Regions from separate parts of the Mus musculus genome. Here region 2 is linked to region 1. A link is a loop called in an ENCODE intact Hi-C map of the cell type or tissue named here. Cell type or tissue: heart. All regions are shown on one strand. Each heading gives the region's core, and the rest is flanking DNA. Links, peaks and the distances in the headings are about the cores only.

What was found. Peaks named below come from ENCODE experiments on the same cell type or tissue, not always from the same donor. Only the 100,000 strongest peaks of a DNase experiment are listed, where the experiment ranks them.
Region 2: a loop joins it to region 1, with 4 times the contacts of the local background. A loop is called at or near these places in 2 of 42 quality-filtered maps.

What each region holds. Positions count from the first base shown.
Region 1 is chr4:129,738,182-129,747,184 of GRCm38, forward strand. It overlaps Khdrbs1 (KH domain containing, RNA binding, signal transduction associated 1), which reads right to left and starts at 4,122. Exons shown (of 9, transcript NM_011317.4): 1 at 3,598-4,122. The coding sequence starts at 3,979. In heart, for the core only: no CTCF peak of the experiment used is centred there; DNase peaks (open chromatin) are centred at 3,460 and 4,280; H3K4me3 peaks cover 4,243 bases; H3K27ac peaks cover 3,227 bases.
Region 2 is chr4:129,667,661-129,677,272 of GRCm38, forward strand. Kpna6 (karyopherin (importin) alpha 6) reads right to left here and starts at 5,107. Exons shown (of 14, transcript NM_008468.4): 1 at 5,017-5,107. The coding sequence starts at 5,020. It overlaps Tmem39b (transmembrane protein 39b), which reads right to left. Exons shown (of 9, transcript NM_199305.2): 9 at 8,692-9,148. The coding sequence ends at 8,906. In heart, for the core only: CTCF peaks have their summits at 1,639 (motif pointing left), 3,980 and 5,300; DNase peaks (open chromatin) are centred at 4,001 and 5,121; H3K4me3 peaks cover 2,606 bases; H3K27ac peaks cover 1,999 bases.

The sequences.
Region 1 (9,003 bases), core at 954-8,953:
CTAGTCTACATTGTTAGACCCTAGCTCAAAAACAAACAAAAACAAAAACTGGGGCCAGGAAGATGGCTCAGCAGTTAAGAGCACTGCCTGCTCTTTCAAAGAACCTGGGTTCAATTCCCAGCACCCAGATGGCAGCTCACATTGGTCTTTAACTCCATGACCAGGGGATGTGACAACCTCACAGTCAGACATGCAGGCAAAACACCAATGCACATAGAAAATAATTAATAAATTTAAATAAGGCAAAAGCAAAAAAGACCCAACTTTAAAGTGTTTTCTCTTAGTAACCACACCAAAGTTAAACTCTGACTGCAGAGCTAAAAGAAACATTTAAGAAACAGTATTTTTGCCTGGCGTGGTAGTGCACGCCTTTAATCTCGGCACTTGGGAGGCAGAGGCAGGCGAATTTCTGAGTTCGAGGCCAGCCTGGTCTACAAAGTGAGTTCCAGGACAGCCCGGGCTACACAGAGAAACCCTGTCTCAAAAAAAAAAAAAAAACAAAAAAAAAAAAACAAAAACAAAAACAAATAAATAAATAAAATAAAATAAAGCTAGGTCAAAAAAAAAAGAAAAAGAAAAAAAGAAACTATTTTTGTGAACCCCAAAAATCCGTTAAAAAGAGAATGATCACCGTACTTGATGTCAGAAAGGCCACATTATGCCTTATATATATAGGAATTATACCAAAAGAAAACCATGGTGACATTTTATCTAGTGAGTACAGGTCAAAGGAACCTGGCTGATTTTACATATAACAGACCTCACACTCACTACTTTAGAGATGACACCGCAGTCTTAGTCAATTTCACAGGACCAAGTCACTAAGGGTCACTCTCCAAAGTTAACATCTTAAAATTGACATAACTCTTCAGCAATTAATCTGACAGGTTGTAAAGATTTGAGGAAATAAAAATAAGATTAGCAAGTCAACCTCTACCATAATGGTATTCTTCAGTCTGCAGGTACTTATTCGAAGTGCCAATCAAACACAGGTGTTTGCTATTTGCAAGCCAGTATGAAAAAAATATAAAAAATAATGACCCAAATTGTAAATCAGTTAGTAGAGTACTATGTCTGATCCTAGGCATTGCACAAACTGAGTGTGGTGGGGCTCACTTCCCAAACCCTCGAGGAAATGGACCACAAATTCAAGGTCACCAGTGGCTATACAGAGAGTACCCAGCCTCAGCTACTTGAGACCTTTTTTTTTTTAAAAAAGAAAAAAAAGGAAAAAAAAAAATCAAAATTTTACTAAGTTGTCAGAACAAAAGAACAGAAACGTAAGAGCCCAAGTATTACAGAATAGAGGTACCAAGCTGACATGCACAGAGTTGATGTTTCTATTCACTGACCACAGGTTTTGTTTACTGTGCTTCAAAGGCCCTTATTTGCTGTTTTCATATTTGACTGGAAAGAAAAGCAGGTCTTTAAGTCATTGTAGATCCGTGACCTTTTTGCATTATACAAACGGTAAATCCCCTTCAACAATGCTGGGAAACAGAGAGCAGATGAAGGGAAAATGGTATATTCCTTTTATTTCTTTTCAGCTTTGTATTTTGAGTACCTGTGTAGGACATAAGATAACATCAGGCCGGTGGTGGTGGTGCATGCCTTTAATCACAGCACTTGGGAGGCAGAGGCCAGCCTGGTCAACAAAATGAGTTCCAGGACAGCCAGGTCTATACAGAGAAACCCTGTCTCGAAAAAACAACAACAACAAAAAAAAACAAAGAAAACAGCCGGGCGTGGTGGTGCACGCCTTTAATCCCAGCACTTGGGAGGCAGAGGCAGGCGGATTTCTGAGTTCGAGGCCAGCCTGGTCTACAAAGTGAGTTCCAGGACAGCCAGGGCTATACAGAGAAACCAAAAAAAAAAAAAAAAAAAAAAAAAAACCACCAAAGAAAACAAAAACAGGATCCCCCAGTACTGAAGTTACAGGTGTCTGAAAGCCTTCTGATGTGGGTGCTGGGAACTGAACCCCTGTGGAAGAGCAGACAGTGCTCTTAAAGGCTGATTTGTCTCTCCATTAGATAGTGCTCTTTCACAATGAACTGTCCACGATATCGTTCTGGCCAGAGTGCAATGCTCTGTGTACTGGACGCTATCAGAGGAGATCTGGGGGCTCTGGAGCATTGCTCTCCAAAGGAGAGGGGGGAGAATTCTGAAGCTCTCAGGCAGTCTTTGATGAAATAACCTTTATTCCTTGTGGCTAGGGTCTAATATACATTTTGGGGTGGGGTGGGATCTAAAAGCAGATGCTTTCTATTGGCTTGGTCGGAGAAGTTAGGGATGCTACATCTGCATGTGGAGGGAGGGCCTTCAGGTGTTGGGGGGGGGGTTTAACACCCCGTGTGACTGACTCATGGGGTGTCTTGGTCAAGTGTTCCAGGTTCAGAGTAGGGTTTCTGAATCCGCTCAACCTTCCCAGTTTTTGTCTGGTGACAAGGTTCCATCAGCCCCTCAACAGTCCAACTATTCAACCAGTAGGACAGACTGTGGGTATTAGATGCTTAATAAAAATTAGATATCAGCCGGGCAGTGGTGGCGCACGCCTTTAATCCCAGCACTCGGGAGGCAGAGGCAGGCGAATTTCTGAGTTCGAGGCCAGCCTGGTCTACAAAGTGAGTTCCAAGACAGCCAGGGCTATACAGAAACCCTGTATCGAAAAACCAAAATCAAAAAAAAAAAAAAATTCGATATCATAAAAAATACTAAAACCATGTCTAACAACAGGCGGCGGTTTGAATAAGGAAAAATATCTAAGTCGCTCAAGTCCGGAGAAGAGAGCTCCATAGTCTACAATCAGAGAACAAAGACTACCATTCTTAAACTATCTCTACTCCAGCAAAAACTAAAACAAAAAGACCAATTTCTCGTTCATCTCACGCAAAAGAACCTGCCTGCCGCCCCTTACCTCCCTCTATCATTTCTTTCTACGGTCTCCTGGGCTATCACAACCCCCCCCCCACACACACACACACTTTTGCATAACTTCAGAAACACATTTCAAAATAAAACAGAGAAACCATCCGGGTCTGCAGCAATTCTTACTCGACAGGCCGAAATGGAAAGCTTGGCTTGAGAAAACCTCAAGCTCACGGATTCTCTCGTCGCCCCGACCTCTAATGAACTTAAACCCGAGTTCCCGCTAAATCCCGCCCCGCTCCGTAGATGCGCTGTGCGGGACCGGCATTCCGGCTATCTCTACCTTACACCCCAGGTCTCCATCACCCGCGATTCCCCCCCCCAAATGTTTCCTCTTTGGGAAAGCGGGGAGAAATAGGTTCATTTCTGTTAAGAGCCGGCCCTTGGCGCGCGGGGCAACTACTACGGGAGGAGAAGGGGGCGGGAGCACGGTACTATCCATCAAGCTCTCCGCGCTCTGAGATCGCGAGTCCTCTTCGGGCCTCGTCCGTGGCTCAGAAATCTTCCCTTACACCCTGAGCCCGGGTGGGACTGTGGGTGCAGAATCTCGAAGGCCAGGTCGAGATGACAACTCTCGATGCCCGGGCTCCGAGGGGGTGGGAGCAAGAACAAAGCGGCGGCCACCCACAGTCAGGACCGGGAGACCCAGAGGACCCGCCAAGAACCGCTTACCTACGGACAGCAGCTGCATGGCGTGAGTGAAGGACGGGTCGAGCGAGTCCTTCTCGGCCATGAGTTCAGGCAGGTACTTATTCTCCGGCTCCATCTTGACCGCGGCTGTGGCTGACGGGGGCAGCAGCGGGGTCGGCGCGGAACCCACCACCGTCGCGTCGGGACCAGGGGTGGAGGGAGGCAGCAGCGGCGGCGGCTGGGTGGCGGGCGAGGCCCGAGCGCCTCCTCTGGGCCCACCTCCCCCTCCCCGGGGCCGGTGAGGAAGCGGCGACGGCCGAGACGGGGTCAGACGCACCGAGGGGTGGGCACCTGACGGGTCCTTGGAGCAGCTGCGGCCCGAGGACCGGGTGAGGCGCGAGGCAGGATCGTCCCGGCGCTGCATCGGGGATGATGGGTGGCGAGCGAACGAGCGAGGAAGCGACGCGGCGGCAGCTGAGGCCCGAGCGGCGGTTGGCGGGGGTGGAAGAACAGGAGCGACAGCGACCGAAGCCGACCCGAGCGACCCAGCGAGAGAGCACCGGAAATGAGGCGGCGCGCGTGCGCAGGCGCCTACCGGCACCGCCCTTGAGTTTCTCCGCGGAGAACAAAGTCCCCAGTTGGACCACGGCGCCTGCGCCGACTGAAGACGTCGCCTCCCCGCTTGGGCTCCGAGCTTAGGGCGCCTGCGCGGGCGCCCGCCGCCTTCCTTCATTTCTTTTTCTTTTCCACGTGACCCGGCGCTAGCGGTACACGTGTCTCCCCTCCCCCTCCCCCGGGCGGAGTGCGCGGAGGGGGCGGGCGCCGTGGAATGTCTTTGTCTGCGCTCGGGCCCGCGGAGTGTGCGGCAGGAGACCTGTTATTCGTGCGCCACGCCTCCTTCAACGGCCGAGCCTGGGGAGGTCCCCGAGGGAGCGGTGCCCCGGAGTGGAATCGGGGGCCGCCCCTCCAACCGGGAAATGAAAAGAACGCTTCTGGAGAGAGGGGGACGCGAGGGTTAGAGCCAAGTGAAGCCGGAAGAGAGGGAAAGACTGCGCGAGCGAACGGGATGGGAAGATGGGGATGCGGGCGGGCGTGGTGGGAGGGAGGAGGCTGACCCAGAGATAAGTGATGAGTGTGCGAAAGGGAAGCCAGGAATGGGGAATGCTGTGTGTTGCAGAACTGAAACTCAGAAGGAGTCGAAGGGGTCAGTCAGAGACGCAAAGACCGGAAGAAAAGGGCTCCCTCCATACCCAAGTAGGGCATCCAGGAAGTCAGTCGGCAAGATTTCCATTAGAGCAGGTTCAAAACTAGTGAGAGAATTATTAAAAGATGCATTTGGGGTCGGGTCAACTGGTAATGCTGCTTATCACCTGTTTTTGGAGTCCCCGGCTTGTTGGCTTGTTCCCCACCCACTCATCCCCGGTAAATTCCAAATTTTCTCTCTCTCTCTCCTTCCAACCCCGCCTACTCAGAAAGCCTCAGAACACAAAAAGGCGCCAAAAAATCCAGTCCTGAATTCCTGACTGTACTAATCCTCATCTTTAGTCACCAGCCACCCAAGCCCCACCCTAGATGACCATACCTGGGCACAAGCCCAGCTTGTGGTAGACTTGTCATTTTCTTCGCCTACAATCTATCAAAAAAGTACCAGCCATACTCTGCCCCCGACCTCTGAGGCTGGTGGACTCACCCGGGAACCCATTTCCAAATAGATATGCCTTTTTAAAAAAAATTATTCTTGAATTAGCTTATTTCGTTGGGGGTGGAGGGGACTATTATCAACCTGAGTTCTAGCCCCAGGCCCAAAATAGGAGAGAACCAGCTCTCCCAAGTTTTCTGACCTCTACTTGCACATAGAGGCCTTCATGTCCAGCCATACTAAGGGGATGAGGTGGTTATGCATCCTAGCGCTGAGGAGGAAAAGCCACAGAATTACCTCATGTTTGAGACAAGTCTGGCCTACATACACAGCACAGCTACAGGCCACCTAGGACAGGCCACCCTGTCCCCCAAAAACAAACTAAGAAGCATCTTATATTAGGTCTCTGACAAACTGCAGTCCTAGCACCTGTTAGACTGAATTGTTTTGTTGCCACCTTCTGTTTATTCTGTAAAACGGTGACTCCAGGGCCAGTCCTTAGCCCATGTTGGCTGCCTAGTTCTCAGAGCTCCTAGTACTCCTGCTCTGAATGCTGGTCCTTCACAAGGGATCCCCCTGCACTCTTTCAAAAAGACAAATACTTTCATTTTTCCTTAACACGTGTTTTCACTGCAGAGTCAGTGACTCACTCTCTAACCCAGAGTGGCTTTGAACTCAAAACAACTCAGTCTTAATCTTCAGAATACTGGAATAACAAGACATAAATCACCATGAGACAGATAGTACTGCTGTAAGGACCAGGGCACAGTCTCTAAGATCTCTTCATCCTAGGGTACTGTATGCAGATGGAACCCAAATTAAATCCCATTAAAAGTCTGAGGCTGGGCTGGTGAGATGGCTCAGTGGGTAAGAGCACCCGACTGCTCTTCCGAAGATCCAGAGTTCAAATCCCAGCAACCACATAGTGGTTCACAACCATCTGTAACAAGATCTGACACTCCCTCTTCTGGAGTGTCTGAAGACAGCTACAGTGTACTTACATATAATAAATAAAAAATAAAAAAGAGAAGTTTTTAAAAAAAAAAAAAAAAGTCTGAGGCTGAGATGTCAAGATGTCTGAGCTGGTTAAATCATCTTCAGGCCTGAAGATCTGAGTCGATCTCCAAGACTACACAGTGGGAGGAAAAAACTGACTCTCAAAAGTTGTCCTCAGATCTACACATGTGCCATGAAACAAAATGTACACATACACACACAAAAATAAAGATCTAAACATAACTTAAAATTTTTATAAGTAGCCAATCCCAGCACTAGGGAGGCAGAGACAGGCGGATTCTGAGTTGGAGGCCAGCCAGGTCTACAAAGTGAGTTCCAGGACGGCCAGGGCTACACAGAGAAACCCTGTCTCAACCCCCCCCACCAAAAAAAGATGTCAAATTACTGAAAAGGTTGGGTTTTTGTTTGTTTGGCTTTTTTGGTTTTGATTTTGGATTTGTTTAGCTATTGTTTTTGAGGTAGAGTTCTTACTATGTATCCCTGGCTAGCCTGGAACTTGATTTGTAGACCAGACCAGCCTCTACCCCTCTGCCCCTCTGCTCTCTCTGCATTGCCACTCTGCCTCTGCCTCTCTGCCTCTCTCTGCCTCTCTCTGCCTCTCTCTGCCTCTCTCTGCCCCTCTGCTCCTCCTCCTCCCTCTGCCTCTGCCTCCCCCTCTCCCTCCCTCTCCCTCCCTCTCCCTCCCTCTCCCCCCTCTCCCTTTCCCTCTCTCCCTCTTCCCCTCTCCCTCTCTCTCTCCCTCTCCCTCTGCCTCTCTCTCTCTGCCCCTCTGCTTCTGCCTCTAGAGTTCTAGGATTAAAAGCATGTGCCATCATAGCCACATGAAAAAGATGTCTAAAATGTTAATTTGTAAATTTGTATCTCTTTTCTAGTCACCTAACTACTTGTGTCTAGCATTTGTGCTTGAATCACTTATCAAAGCTAGCCAAAGAAAGAATTGCAAAAAGGCCATCCCCCAATATCTCGCCTTGATGTATTCATTACCAATAGGCAATCAGGTTAAAGTTTTCTGAATTTCCCTTATCTGCCCAAAGACAGGGCTTTCAATAAGAACTCACTAGTGAGCCGGGCATGGTGGCACACGCCTTTAATCCCAGCACTTGGGAGGCAGAGGCAGGCAGATTTCTGAGTTCGAGGCCAGCCTGGTCTACAGAGTGAGTTCCAGGACAGCCAGAGCTACACAGAGAAACCCTGTCTCGAAAAACAAAAACAAACAAACAAAAAAGAATTCACTAGTGGGGCTGGAGAACTGGCTCAGCAGTTAAGAGCACCGACTGCTCTTCCGAAAGTCCTGAGTTCAAATCCCAGTAACTACATGGTGGCTCACAAACATTGGTAATGAGATCTGACACCCTCTCCTGGTGTGTCTAAAGACAGCTACAGTGTACTTACACATAATCATAAATTTTTAGGCTGGAGCGAGCAGAGTCCTGAGTTCAATTCCCAGCTACAGTGTACTCATATAAATAAAATAAATCTTAAAAAGAAAAAGAAAGAATTCATCAGTTATCTGCCCAGGAAGCTCTGACAGGAACTTTTACCACAGGAAGGGAGACTTCCCCACACAAAGATTTATTATTAATTATTACACACTTGTTTTTCTAAACAGGGTTTCATTTTTCTCAGACTGACCTACAATGCACTATGTTGCCAAAGATGATCCTGACTCTCTCTCTCTCTCTTTTGTAAGATGTATTTATTTATTTTATGTATATGAGTACAGTGTCCCTGCCTTCAGACACACCAGAATAGGGCATTGGATCCCACACACATACACACACAAAGATAAAAATCTAAGCAAAACTTAAAAATTTTATCAGTATCTGTGTCTGTGTGTCTGTTGGAGTGTATGTGTGTGTGTGTGTGTGTGAGTGTGACTGTCTCTCTGCGTGAGTGGACACCACATGTGTGCTGGCACCAATGAAACCAAAAGAGGATGTCTTCATTAGGAACCCCCTGGAGCTGGAGTCACAAGAGATTGTAAGCTGCCCAAAGTGCATACTAGGAAAAGAACTCAGGTGCTCTGGAAGAGCAGTGAGTACTGTATACCACTAAGCCATATGTTTACCCTGGCCATGAACTTGCCTTCCTACCTCTGTTTCCTGAGTGCTGGGATTATATGCATGAGTCACCCCCTGACCTTTTACCCTGTCTTCTAGGAACCCCCAAATTCTTCCACCCAAATCATTTACTCTGAGGATATCTGTTCATCCTCTAACCGTCGTAGTCGCTTGTCTTAGGGTTTCTATTGCTCTGAAGAGACACTATGACAGTGGCAATACTTATAAAGAAAACCATTAAATGTGGGCCAGCTTCTGGTTTAGAGGTATAGCTCATTAGCATCATAGAAGAAAGAGAGGGTACCACTGGGCCTGGCTTGAACATCTGAAACTTCAAAGCCCATCCCCAGGGACACACTTCCTCTAACAGGGCCACACCTCCTAATAGTACCTTTCCCTAGTGATTAACCATTTCAACACAGGAGTCTATGGGGGCAATTCCTATTCAAACCACCATGCTACTCCACCACAATGTAAGGAACCCTTAATCTTTTTTTTTTTTTTTTTTTTTTTTTTTGGTTTTTCCAGCTAGGGACCCTTAATGATTGGCCCAATTCATTTTTATATTAGACCTTGAGTTTCTTAGAGCCAATCAGAAACCTAAAAAGCAAACCCCACAGAATCGTATTGTGTAAAGACCCCAGTGTACTATGTTCTGCATGAACTTTTCTTTTAAAAAAGTTTTGCTGGAGCCGGGCAGTGGTGGCGCACACCTTTGATCCCAGCACTCGG
Region 2 (9,612 bases), core at 942-8,941, 71 kb before region 1:
AAAATTATGGGTGGCTGTGAGTTGAATCTGGGTCCTCTGCAGAAACAAGTGCTCTTAACCACAGCCAGAGCCATCTCTTCAGACTGAAAATAAAACTAAAAAAAACAAAAAACAAAAAAAACAAAAAAAATGGGGCTGGAGAGATGGCTCAGCGGTTAAGAGCACTGATTGTTCTTCCAGAGGTCCTCAGTTCAAATCCCAGCAATCACATGGTGGCTCACAACCATCTGTAATGGGATCTGATGGATGCCCTCTTCTGGTGTGTCTGAGACAGCTACAGTGTACTTATATATAATAAATAAATAAACCTTTTTTTAAAAAAATCAATGGAGCTGGTGAGATGGCTCAGTGGGTAAGAGCACCCGACTGCTCTTCCAAAGGTCCGGAGTTCAAATCCCAGCAACCACATGGTGGCTCACAACCATCTGTAATGAGATCTGATGCCCTCTTCTGAAGTGTCTGCAGACAGCTACAGTGTACTTACATATAATAAATAAATAAATCTAAAACAAACAAACAAACAAACAAAACAAAACCTCTAAAACGTTTTTATTTGTATACGTCTGTACCTATACGTGCATGTGTGTGTGATCACAGATGCCTGCAGATGTAATGTAGTTACAGGCTGCTGTAACTGCTTGATGTGGGCGCTGGGAACTGAACTTAGATCCTGTACAGTAATAAATGCTCTTAACTACTGAGCCTTCTCTCTCTTTTTTTTAAACCTAGTTTGTTTGTTTGTTTGTTTTTAATTAATTTATTTATTATATGTAAGTACACTGTAGCTGTCTTCAGATGCACCTGAAGAGGGGGCATCAGATTACGGGTGGTTGTGAGCCACCATGTGGTTGCTGGGATTTGAACTCAGGACCTTCGGAAGAGCAGCCAGGTGCTCTTACCCACTGAGCCATCTCACCAGCCCCGTCTCTCTCTCTTTTTTTAAAGCTTTATTTATTTATTATATGTTAGTACACTGTAGCTGTCTTCAGACACTCTATAAGAGGGCATCAAATTTCATTAGGGATGGGTGTGAGCCACCATGTGGTTGCTGGGATTTGAACTCGGGACCTTCGGAAGAGCAGTCAGCACTCAGTTAAGCCCCTGAGCCTTCTCTTTAGTCCCAAAAATGTTGTAGTTTTTCAGCCAAGTGTGGTGGAGCCTGCCTGTAATTCTAGCTCAGAGGAAGCTGAGGTAGAAAGTTCCAGGTCACTGGTGCTATAGAGTAAGGTCCTGCTTCTAAAAAGCCCAAGACATCTGGGGGGGGGGGGAGGGAGAGGGAGAGGGAGAGGGAGAGAGAGAGAGAAGAAAAATGATATTTTTTCTGACTTTTTCAGCTGGAGAGATAGTTCAGTGCTTATAGCATTTGCAAAGCAGCTAGTTCAGTTCCCAACAACTATCTCAGCTCCAATTCCAGAGGATCTGATACCTTCTTCAGGCTTCCGTGGACAGCAAGCACACATGTGCTACATAGACATATATCCAAGCATTCTTACATGTACATAAAACAAATAAACCTTGTAGCTGTTGCAGAGATGGCTTAGTGGTTTAGAATAACTCTGAAAAAGACCTGGGTTTACTTCCAAATACTTACATTGCTGCTTAGAACTATCCAGACTTCAGGTCTGGGGGATCTGGAGTCCCCTGCTGGCCTCTGCAGGCATCAGCCACACAGTGTGCACACATGTACACACAGGCAAAACACTCAGTTTTTAAAAAAGGCTTCTTGTTTCTTTTTCAAGACAGCGTTTCTCTTTGTAGTCTTAGCTGTCCAGAATGAAACTCACTCTGTAGACCAGGCTGGCCTTGAACTCAGAGATCCACCTGCCTGTGCCTCTGAGTCCTGGGATTAAAGGTGTCAGACACCCTAGGTCTGCAGTTACAGTTGTGAATCAAACCCCAGTTTAAAGAGCAACTGGTGTCTTAACCACTAAGCATATCTCCAGTTCAATTTATTAAGTGTATGGAGGCAGAGGCAGGCAGATTTCTGAGTTCGAGGCCAGCCTGGTCTACAGCGTGAGTTTCAGGACAGCCAGGGCTACACAGAGAAACCCTGTCTAAAAAAAAACAACAAGAACAACAACAACAAACCACACTAAGAGCTTCTTCAGCTACACGTTCTCTAGACAAGTTCCGGCTTTATAATCCTATGCATTTCATCATAACCGCAATGTACTCTTCACAGAAAAGTTGTTATATGGTACATGACTATTCAAGACCATTCTATGATTTTGCCTGGGTTCAATACCCAGACAACTAAAAAACAACAACAAGAAAACAAAAGGGCTAGAGAGATGGCTCAGTGGTTAAGAGCACCAACTGCTCTTCCAGAGGTCCTGAGTTCAATTCCCAGCAACCACATGGGGGCTCACAACCATCTGTAATAGGATCTGATGCCCTCTTCTGGTGTGTCTGAAGACAGCTACAGTGTACTCATATATACACATAAAATAAAACTTTATAAATAATAAATAAATAACTCTTCCAGAAGCTCCAGAACCTTCAGATCTAGATCTAAGTAGCCTAAAATCAACATTGCCTAGGACAATGGATTACAACAAGGACTGGTTTGAAGTTTCACTAACCAAGACTCCCTGGATTTGGAGAGATAGTGGAAATTTTGTTAAGACAGCCAGTACCCACTAGAATTCATCAGGTCGAGGTCTTTGCTAGAGATGGTCAAGAATAGTTGCATCACCCGGGCAGTGGTGGCACACACCTTTAATCCCAGCACTTGGGAGGCAGAGGCAGGTGGATTTCTGAGTTCGAGGCTAGCCTGGTCTACAGAGTGAGTTCCAGGACAGCCAGGGCTACACAGAAACCCTGTCTCGAAAAACCAAAAAAAAAAAAAGTTGCATGGCCAACACAGGCAAACAGTATAAAGGATAGGTCCTGGAAGGGAACACAGGAGAGGCAGTGACATACACGGGCCTCTGGGAGGGAAGGCTGGCTCTATTATAACCAGTACCCAACGGGCCTAGATTGCTAGCCTTGCACTAGTTACCTATCTTCTCAAAGCATCAATTTACTGTTGCTAAAGGGATTCCTCAAACTACCGAGGACTACACACTGTGATTAAATATATCCTTATATTAGACTGGTCACTGAAGTTAGCTGAAAAGTCACCTACCTCTACATACTAAAAATTCTTTCATGTCTCATTCTTGCACTGAAGAACTTTTTTGTTTGCTTGTTTTGGTTTTTTGACACAGGGTTTCTCTGTGTTGCCCTGGCTGTCCTGGAACTCACTCTGTAGACCAGGCTGGCCTCAAACTCAGAAATCCGCCTGCCTCTGCTCCCCAAGTGCTGGGATTAAAGGCGTGCGCCACCACCCATCTAATGCCTTAAATCTTAGAGGCTGCTGTGAAGTAAAATGTGAAAGAATGTCGTTCCTGGCTGACTCTCATCAGCTATGTTAGCTCCTTCAAGCCTGTTTCTCAATCTCTAAAAAAACGTCTCACAGACGATGCCTTTCCCTCTAGGGCTCCAGTTACCTCCCAGAATCAATCTATACTTTCCAGAGGATCTGGAAGTGTAGAGTGCTTTAGGGAAAAGAACCGCTCGCTGTATTCAGGGTGGGAAGAATGCTGTTACATTGTTTGCAGAGTTCTTGCTAGGTTACACATACTCCCTTCCTAGAGATGTGAAGGCTCAGAAATGGAGGAACGTAGGGCTTGTTGCAGTGTGTTAGACGCCTTCTCTATGCACAGTTTTGTTTGAAAACTGGATGAGAGGTGGGAAGTGGCAGGCCAGATCTGATTCTGAAATCACTGGCAGAGAAAGTCTTTTCTGTTTCCTCAGAATTAGAGATTATAGCAAACTTTAGAAATGCACTACTCTTTACAATAGGCGGAGGTCAGCAATTCACTCTAAACTTTTCCACTTTCATTCAGACTAAAGATTTCAAACTGGACCCATATCAAAACACAACTTCCCAACTTTACGCAGGGTTAAAACTGTCCCCCCTCTCTCTCATCCCACCACTAGAGGGCCAGCCCATAAAAGGCACCAGTTAATTCCTAGGGCTCTGGAGTGATCACCCTGGTTTAATCACCGCGTGACCTTGGATAAGTTACTTTACCACTCTAAGCCTCAGTTTCCCCATCTGCAAAACAGGAATAACAGCAGCACCTATCCCACTAGATTGCAATTAGGTTAAACAAGACACGTTAAGCACTGACAATAACGTCTGCACGTACAGATTGGCAAATTTAAAGTTTTTCACTTTACTGATGCCAACAAATTACCAATACTGGTTTCACTTCTGAATTCGAAGACCATCATCGTATTCTTTTGAGCAACGGCTTTCGTATCCGGAATGCTCTTTAAAAAAGATCAACAGGTCTCTCTTTTTCTCCTAACCAGAGTTGGCCCAGAAACAGTAAGTCCCTGACCTGTCTGTGCCAAGAAGTCTTGGCTTTGGTCTCTCTACCACTGCGAAGGCTGTCACTGAGTCTAGCCGAACCACCCCATTCCTGCGCCGACTGGGACATTTTCCTGGCCTTCAAAGGCCCAAGCTCTGCTGGACCCGGCCGGCCCTTGGTTACCGGGCCGGAGCTGGCCTGCCCTGGGTCTCCTCTCCAGAGGACTCTACCCTCTACGTAGGCAGCTAGGACTTCACTTGGTTCAGAAGCCCGGCGTCCAAAAGCCCGAGGAAGCAGGCTCTCCGCGGCCAGGCCTGCTGCTGGAGCCCGGAGCCCGGCCCCCGGATCCACGGCAGGCGCAGGGCGAGAGGGCAGGGCTCTGCTTACCCCGGGAAGCGCGAGCTCTGACCCGAGGCCACCACGTGGGGACAGCCCAGGACGCTAGCAGTGCGGAACAAGCCCCCAGGGCTGCTCCCCGTGCGGGCGGCCCTACGCCAGCCCTAAACTGGCCCGAGGGGCGCTCCCGATCTGCCTTCTCCTCCCATGCCTCTCTGGATGCTTCCGACATCTGCTTCGGACGAGAGACAGGCCCTCGCCAGACCCCGCTCCCCGACACCTCGGCCCGAACACCCATCTCCTGAGCCGCTTCACTCACCCATCGCGGCTCCGCTCGCTCGGACTTGGCGGCGGCCGCAGCGGTAGCTTCAGCGGTAGCCTCGGCAGACAATATGGCGGACCTGCAGGACGGCGGCCTGACGGGGACAAACGTTTTATACCGTGCTAAAACGCGTTCTTAACCCTCACGCCCCCTTCCCTCCAAGGGATATCAGGATAGGGGCGGGCTTAAAGAGAACGCAGCCACTAAAGATGGCAATTAGGGATGGAATAGACAGCCGAGGCTGGAGGGAGACTAGAAGGAATATGTACAAAACAAAGTGTGTCAAACTCTCTGCCTCTGCTTCTGTCTCCCAAGTGCTGGAATTAAAGGCGTGCGCCACCACCGCCCGGTTGCCACAAGCACTTTAAACCACTGGGCCATCTCTCTGGTCCTTGCTGTCTGTGGTTTTAAAGGCAGAAGGGGCAGAACGATTGGACCTGGAGATCCAATCTCTTTCTGTTTTTATTTCTTCTTTATGGCGAGACCTTCTTTCCCAAAAATTCTTCATAATTAAGCCTGTATAGACCCTGAACTAAATAATTATTTTGAGAGAGGAAGTGATTCGTTCAAGGCTCCGGAGATAAGGAAAAGGAGTGGAGATTAAGCTGGGGTTTGAATATTGTTTTTGTTCATTTGAGACAGGATCTTTACTATGTATCTCTGGCTGGCCTGGACCTTTATAAATCAGAAAGACTTCAAACTCACAGCGATCCACCTATCTGCCTCCCAAGTGCTGAGGTAAAAGGCTCCCAGACCAGTTGTTTGTTTACGGGAGGCAGGGTTTCAGATATCCTAGACTTGAACTCTAGATTCTCCTTCTTCCACCTCCCCTCTGCTGAGGTTACAGGTGTGCGCTATCACACTAGAGGGAGTTTGTTTCTCCAGCAAAAGGGTGTGGTGGGGTAGGGGCAGAGCCCAGTAACCTTTTAATGACAGGGTCAGTTCTATATTGCTGACTAGTATGACCACCACCTTCCAGTGTCTGACTTATAGCTATTGAATGAATAAATGAACAAATAAACAAGCAAACAAATAAATAACAGGTCAATGAGCTCCCTTTTTTAGTGATGAGGACCTTGAAGCACGTGCCTTTTGAATCAAGGAATTTGGGGCTGATGCTTATTAACCTCCTTATTTTGCATGATAGCATTCCAGTCTTCCACATCAACACACAGAGCCGGGGTTACGTCCAATCTTGCCAATTCTAACCAAATGCCTGGCCGATAAAGTGAAACAACTCAAAAGTCAAATTCTATGACTTGAGGAAAAGGAATACTGTTATCACAATAATCAACCTCCTTATCTCACTTATCTCCAAAATCGTTCTGCCCCATCTGTCTTTAAAACCAGAGACAGCGGGGCTGGTGAGATGGCTCAGGGGGTAAGAGCACTAACTACTCTTCAAGAGGTCCTGAGTTCAAATCCCAGCAACCACATGGTGGCTCACAACCATCCGTAGTAACATATGATGCTCTCTTCTGGTGTCTAAAGCTACAATGTACTTACATATAATAAATAAATTCTTAAAAAACAAACAAACCACAGAAAGGACCAGAGATGGCCCAATAGTTGAAAGTGCTTGTGGCAGCCGGGCAGAGCAGAGGCAGGCGGATTTCTGAGTTCAAGGCCAGCCTGGTCTACAGAGTGAGTTCCAGGACAGCCAGGGCTACACAGAGAAACCTTGTCTCGAAAAAACAAAACAAAAACAAAACCAACCCTCCCCCCAAGAAACAACAAAAAACAACAAAAAGAAAAAGAAGAAAAGAGAAAGTGCCTTGGAATCCCTGGTGTACAGAGATCTCCAACTTCTGAAATTGCATGCTATCTTTGCTCATGTGCTATTAACCAAATGTACTACACACACAAAATAAATAAGCAAACAAACTAGCATTTCTCATCAGAAATGAGATCTGGGGCTGGTGAGATGGCTCAGTGGGTAAGAGCACCCAACTGCTCTTCCAAAGGTCTGGAGTTCAAATCCTAGCAACCACATGGTGGCTCAAAACCATCTGTAACGAGATCTGACTCCCTCTTCTGGTGTGTCTGAAGACAGCTACACTGTACTTACATATAATAAATAAATAAATCTTTAAAAAAAAAGAAGTGAGATCTGATGCCCTCTTCTGGTGTGTCTGAAGACAGCTAAACTTACATATAATAACTTACATATAATAAATAACACAAGGCCCTGGATTTAGTCCTGAGCTCTGGAAAGGAAACAAATATGAAAAAGACCAATACAAAAATCAACAGAAAGGTAACTAAATACATTGTATCGCTCTTCTTGTAGCAATTTCCCACTGCCTGCTCTCAGGAATTTTCTTCACTTTCAAGGGTCAGAAGCTGGCTCCTGACACACTGGAGTTAAGCAACCCTTTGGTGCTTCACTCTCACTCGGGTGGCTTTCCTCCTCATGCCCGCCTAGTGACCCCAGCAACCATAACTGTCATCTCGGAAGCACCGAGAGTTCCAACACGGTCCCTATTGTGCTTTTTTTAAAGAAATAAAAATGTAAAAATTACCTTTTTGGGGCTGGCTCAGCGATTCAGAGCACCTGCTGCTCTTTCAGAGGACCAGGTTTGATTCCCAACAGATGGGAATCACAAACCATTTGCAATTCCAATCTCAGCAGGTTCAATACCCTCTTTTAACTTCCAAGGGCACCAGGCACACATATGGAGCATATACATATATAGGCAAAGCACTCATACACATAAAATAAATCTAAAGGTATGTAAAGTTACATTTATTTAATATATGTGTGTATAGAGAAGCTAAAGGACAACTTATAGCAGTCAGGTCTTCCCTTCTACCGTGTTGGTCCCAAGGATGGAACTTGGGTTGTCGGGATTGGTACAAAGAGCCTTGACCCTCTGACCCATCTTGCCAGCATTCCCTCCCCAGTGTAGCAATATCCTGGCCTGTCACCATCATCTGGGACAGGGCGGGGTGGCAGTGACTACATGCTGGGAGAATCAAGTCATATTCTTCTAGGACAACAGTGTTACCACCTTTTAGAGGATTTAAAAAATTTTTTTTGTTGTTTTTGGTTTTTTCGAGACAGGGATTCTCTGTGTAGCCCTGGCTATCCTGGAACTCACTCTGTAGACCAGACTGGCCTCAAACTCAGAAATCCATCTGCCTCCGCCTCCCAAGTGCTGGGATTAAAGGTGTGCGCCACCACTGCCCGGCGAGGATTTTTTTAAAATTTATAATATATAATATATAAGTACACTGTAGCTGTCTTCAGACACACCAGAAGAGGGCGTCAAATCTCATTTCCGATGGTTGTGAGCCACCATGTGGTTGCTGGGTTTTGAGCTCAGGACCTTTCGGAAGAGCAGTCACTGCTCTTAACAGCTGAGCCAGCTCTCCAGCCCCAGGACTCTTTTTTTAATCCCAGCTCTAGCACTCTGTAGCCATGTTACCACCTGTGGGAGTGAACACACACAGCACACATCTTCATAGGGCTGGCAAGGCCTGCAGTAATAAACACAGCTGCATCTGTACACAACTGCATTCTTTTAGTAGCAGCCACCATGGCCACCGTGGGCTCTGGGGTTCCCCGAGTCTCTCAGCCACTTGAGAAGGAGCGTCACAGAAGCCATCACATGCCTATACCTCTGACTGACTGAAAGGCAGGAACAAGAGAAAGAATCACAGGACACAGGCTTGTTCAGAGTATAAAAATAAGACTTTTTTCTTACCACATCAATTATCAAAGAAAGAAACAGTACGTAACAAAAATACAAAGCTCTGGTGGGTTGGTTTTTTTTTGTTGTTTTTTGTTTTTGTTTTTTGTATCCCTCCCCCCCAACCCCAAGAGCCCTTGGCCAGGAAGCCCCTGGGTGAAGCCCGGATGTTGTTTGGAGGATCACCCTGGGACTCAGGAGAACCGGTGGTCCAGGTCCCTCTGGGGGCTGGCTGAGTAGGAGTAGGCTTTGCCCAATACCAGGCGGTCCCGGAGCAGCTTGAAGAAGGCATAGTAGTTGCTGAAGAGGATGAGGGCCAGGGAGATGGTCTGGTGCCACTTCTCTGAGGACATTAAGGAGTACAGCTGGTAGACAATGACGGCACCCTCCAGCAGCAAAAGGATGTTGAGGATCCGCAGGGGGTTGCTGAAAAAGAACTACCCAAGAGAGATGGGGTAGGCGGAGAGCAGCCAGGGGGCATGCTCCAGAAACCTGCTTCTTGGATGAGATCTTGAAGCATGGTAGAGGGAACAAGCTCTTGAGAACCCCTGTTTGTGTGTGTGTGTATGTGTGAGAGCTAGGGGAGGCAGAAAGGTCAGGGTGGGCTCGGCCACACCACCACATCTGTCCACGCTTGTGCTGCACCGCTGCTTCCATAAAAGCCGTGGAAGATACTTCTGAGAAGTCTTTCCTAAGAAGCTTGCTTGCTATCTCAAACTCTTTTTGGCCTAAAATCAACTTTTTATTTGTTCCCTTCCCAGGCTGGCTTTGCACTCACAGAGATGAGCATGCCTCTGCCTCCTGAACGCTGGGATTAAAGACATGCGCCACCACACCCAGTCCCATGCTTCTGTAATGTCACCCTCCCTCTACAGTATCATTGGGTCTGAACAAATCAGAA